Linked DNA regions of Mus musculus: region 1 is linked to region 2. The links are chromatin loops, found by intact Hi-C in ENCODE. Cell type or tissue: left cerebral cortex. All regions are shown on one strand.

The links. Hi-C counts contacts between places; a loop is a spot of excess contacts. Peaks named below come from ENCODE experiments on the same cell type or tissue, not always from the same donor. Only the 100,000 strongest peaks of a DNase experiment are listed, where the experiment ranks them.
Region 1: a loop joins it to region 2, with 2.1 times the contacts of the local background. A loop is called at or near these places in 1 of 42 quality-filtered maps.

Annotation. Positions count from the first base shown.
Region 1 is chr8:40,118,914-40,121,413 of GRCm38, forward strand. No RefSeq gene overlaps it. Among named protein-coding and RNA genes, the nearest start is that of Fgf20, 170 kb to the right of the region's middle. In left cerebral cortex, no CTCF peak of the experiment used is centred here; a DNase peak (open chromatin) is centred at 1,031.
Region 2 is chr8:39,600,274-39,602,773 of GRCm38, forward strand. All of the region lies in intron 8 of Msr1 (macrophage scavenger receptor 1), which reads right to left. Among named protein-coding and RNA genes, the nearest start is that of Msr1, 41 kb to the right of the region's middle. In left cerebral cortex, no CTCF peak of the experiment used is centred here; a DNase peak (open chromatin) is centred at 1,516.

The DNA.
Region 1 (2,500 bases), 520 kb after region 2:
ATCCCTCCGCAGCCCAGATGTTTCTCTTCGAAACCTTGCCTCTATCCAGCTGAAAGGCAAAGGGTATTCATAGAACCTCCTCTCTTGGGATATTAGTAAAAGAGAGCTTTGCTTCTCTGACAAGGTACTATTGCCTGAAGTTAAACATTCCTGCTGGAGTTATCTTTGGTTCATCCCTTCCCTACTTAGGCCTTTTGTGCCTGGCCCTTTTCAACTGATGCTCTTTGTTGTCTGGCTCCAACTTGCCCTGTCAACATGGGATGTAGCCTCTCCATCTTCCTCTGAGAATGCCTGCTCACAGTCATCTCTAAAAAGGGTCCTTCCTCCAAGGCTCATGGTGCCTTACCTATGAGTACCACCGATTTCTTAAAAGAGATGATTAGAGAGGCTTTGACAACAGTTCTTAACTTGCTTTGCTTAAACTGTAAGGAAATCATGAGATTTGAGTGATATTTCCTGGTCATATTTCACCTTTTCCTGTTTTAGTTACTGCATTTGATATCCTTTAGTTTCCGTCTCTTACACTTTCCAACTAAATTCTAAAGTATTGTGTTAATTTTTGAGTCCTAAAGTCATTGTCATGATTTAAAAAAAAATAGCTCCAATTACTCAGTAAGTGTTTAAAAGAAATTCTATTTTTTGCCCAAAGTCTTGACATTTCAGGGCTGTTATTTGCTCGTGTATGATTTGCAGGGTGGTGATAACACTAGACTGTTTTTCTACCTGGGTTTGAAAAAAACAACGTATATGCACTTTCTGTCCTAGATAAGCTAAGCAAAAACAATATTTAGTGACACGTTACTCAAACTTCTACAGGGGTCAGGAAGAAACTACAAGCAACTTTCATTTCTTCTCTCCTATTTGTTCTGTCCTCTGTAAAATTTAGCTGCAGTAAAGAGGCACCTTTTCCCCATTCATCACTGTAAGTTAGGGAATAATTTTATTGCTGTGAATGTATTTGGCAGTGCTCCCATCTCAAAGTAAGAGATGGTAAGCCGACCCATTTTCTCATAAGATGTATGCTTCTGTATCCTCAGCCAATATTCCTTAGTCTGCTGAAATACATTAAAGAGTGGAAAATGTGAATAGACTTGTCTAGCTGTGTCACAGAAGTGGATTGAACCATAAGGCATATAGGATATAACTCACACATAGTATAGTAAATAACTTCAGAAATAGACACTTCTTTTCTGGGAAGTAGAACTTTAAAATAAACCAGAGGCTACAAGCCAACAAATGATCAAGTCAAACTAGAAGCTGCATCCCACTTAGTGACCAACCAAGACAAACAATAAAGCCTTTGTATAAGTTTAGAAGTGTACAGGGAAATGAGTGCTAAGTAAATATAATGCAGGATTTCCAAGTATTTAAAAACCTACATTAATACAATGTAAGAAAAAACAAGTTTCGCTGTACAAATTCCATTGTATAAGTTTCCCCCTTTTATAAAAACAAGTTTAAAAAAGGAATCCTAACCATTATAACATGCATTAGAACAGACTAAATTGTACACATGTGTATGTCTGTATGTCTGCCTGTCTGCCTGTCCTCATTGATGCTTTCCTGCTATATAGTATGCAATAGATTCTTTTGAATGGAACTTCACAAAGAGTTTTCAATGTATCATCTATCATCTCACCTGACACAGCAGTCTTGATGAAAAGATACTATAGTATCACAGAAACTGAAGCTAGTCAGGAAGTCAGGAAAGGGAGCCTTGGTGAAAGATACAGTAGACCACAGTATCCTCTACACATCAAATCAGTATTAGCTAAGTAATCGAAACTTCCTAAGGATTCAGTCCCATTGAACTCAATCACCCTTCATTCACTATCACAGCACTTCTTTTCTTCATAATTTTACTCAAGATAGAGTACTTTATTGATCAACTGTGCATTTACTTGCTTGTTGTCTCTCAAATCCTGCTAAAATGTCTACAAAATAAAGAGATCCTTGACTGCCTGAATCCCTACTCAGCTGTCTAGCATATGATAAGCACTCTGTAACACTTGAATGAACAAATGAATCAACAGACAACCATCTACCCAGGCAGAGCAGGGTGGATCACAGGTTGATTTCTGTCTGTGCATATCGTTGGGTAATACAGGTTAACTACTTGAGCTTGAGTGTGTCCGTGTTGTCGTTGATTGGAAATTTTGATTATTGCTCTCTTGTGTGTCTAGGAAGCCCTCAGGAGAAATAACAGGATCATAATAAATGTCAAGGAAACTGAAAGGCCTAATATAGCCCTTTTCTCACATCCTAAGAAGGAAATGTGGGGTTTGGGGGTTTGTTTGTTTGTTTGTTTGTTTATCTTCACAGTTCCTCTGTTATAGTTAAGGGATTCATAGGAAGCAACTAAAAGAAAGAAAATGAAGTCATAGGTCTGACTCTAAAAACAGATCCCTTCATGGCTCATATACATGCTGTTCTGATGTGTACTAAGTACATGTCTGCCATCATCACCCTTTGCATCATGGCCGTTCTTTGGCAATATGGT
Region 2 (2,500 bases):
TGTACAGAAACTTGAAAAAGCAGGATTTTCTTTAGATTTAAATGGGAGATAAAGGTTGGTTAACGAGACCTGCTAGGTTATGATTTGACATATAGAAAATGTTCAAAAAGATCATCTTTTTAGCTTGCCATAGCAGGGCATGCCTGTAATCCCAGGACTTACGAAGCCAAGATAGGAGGATCACAATTTTGAGGCCAGACTGAGATATGTAGTGAGACTAATGCCATAAACAAACAAACAAACAAATTTCTTATTTAAGGGTTTGAAATGATGGCTAACATTGTCAATTTGACAGAAAGTAGAATTACTTGGGAGTCTAACCTTTGGGAATGTCTGTCTGGAGGACTCCAGAGTACATTAAATAAGGTAAGGAGATCAACCATAACTGTGGGAGGCACCTCCACCTGTTCTGGGTTTCCAGGAATGACTACAAAGGAGAAAAGAAGCTGAGAACCAATATGGTTCTCCCTGTGCTTCCTAACCATAGAGAAAACAGGGCCAGATATCTCAGGCTCAAAACTCCCCGTAACTTCCCTGCTATTGTATAAGACACCTTCAAACTGTGGGTCAAAGCAAGCCCTTCTATAACGTGCATTTGTCAGAACAATGAGAAAGCTAGTAGACAGTGCAACTCAGTGTCACAACATTTGCCTAACTGTACAAGGGCTCAGGCTTGCTGCCACCTAAAAAAAAAATGTCTGATTTTAAATTTTCAAAATATTCACTAAGGATCTATTAGATTCCTCAGTAGATATTAATAACCATGATTCAACGGTTTACTTCTTGTGATCAGAACACCCATGTTCTTTGGATGCACAGATTGTATTCCCATAGGTGACAGTGTGGTTATCTGAAATGGAGGGGTCAGGGATCATTGTGGAAGGAGAGGTGTAAAAAGTGCATGGTGGTAGATGATCTCTTCTCCCACAATGATCCCAGATCCCTCCATTTCTGCATGCAAGTCACAGAAGTTGTAACAGCATGCACAATACTGGTTCATGCTCAAGCCCGGCCTAATCATGCCACAAAGAGAAAGAATTTGGTGAGATGCCCCATTCCAAGCCAAGAAGTTGCAGACAATTGATAGCTGCTGAGAGAGAGAAAATCAATTTCTCCTGGTAAGTTGACCATGCACCAGTAGTCACATCCACAAATATGTGGGTAACACAAATTGGTCTTGATTTATTTATTGAGACACAAAGTTGGGTTGGGTACGGAAGCAGGAGTCAATCTGGAAAAAGTTGAGAGGAGAATAAATATGATCCAAAGACATCATAAGAAAATCTCAAAGAACTACTAAAATAATTTAAAAATTAATATTAAAAAATAAATGTTAATATCACATGAGAGAGTTTCACTTAGCACTTTATAAAAGAACATTTGACTATTTTACTAGAGTCTAATGAGTCATGCTGTAAACCATATGGGGTTTTATGAAAATATTGTGCATAGAAAACTGAAAATTATGTTTAGTCACACTTGACACTATTCCAGTGGAAGTGAAACTTCTGACTCCCACAAAATATCACTAGGAGATAGAGCCATTTTGCTGCACAATTCACATTAGAGACATTTAAACTGCTTTGCAATATTTCTGGAATTCACATATTTTACTCTGAAGTGTATTGTTCAGGGCATGAGGATTTGTGGGAGGAATAAAATAAGAGTGCCCTAGGCAATGATTAAGGGTAATTAGCTTAAGCTCTAATGCAAGTGTGCATAGATGTCTTGGACACATCCTGTGTAGTCGAGCTGTTTTTCTAGGGAACTGATCTTAAGACTCAGTTCCTAACAGTTGCATGCTTCCAGACAATGAAGGTTGAGGAAACCAAATAATAGGTTGTGAGCCTACACTTATAAGGTGCTTTAATGTGAATAAGTATGTGATACTGTGTTCCTATAAAGCAGAATTCCTCATTGTAGCACAGAAGGAAGTGGCTCATAACTAGGGATGGGATGTCGGGAAATCCTCGTTTGCTCACAGGTTAGGAAAGGATGTGACATGGCATTTTGGGTTTCCTTTCTCTCTCCAAACCCCTGTTCATACTGTATAAATTTTAAATTTGTTAGCACAAATCCTGAATAGAATTATATTGACTTTCCCCTCTTCTGATTGGACCTGGTAGAGTTCAGGCTCTGATAGTCAGTGGGAAGAGGAATTGAACAGGACAAGCTAAGTATGTATCAGTTGCTGATTCAAATCCCTATTTACAAGACATAACAATAAAATTATTAAGGCTATATTTATTGTGTCATGAGAATGCTGTATAGTTTTATTAACAATTCAGGGCATCCCTGGAAGTGATATCCAAAAACACAACTGTTATAAGTTGGTAGCATTTGTTTAATTTACTGAGAGTTGCTCCTGCTTAGGTATACTGGACCATGTTTGCTAGCTCATAACTAGTGCTACTGTGGAAAAAGCACACTCAAATTTAGAAAAAGAAGACACACTAAGTGCAAAGGAATAGTGCATAAAAGCATCTAGAGAAACTAAAGT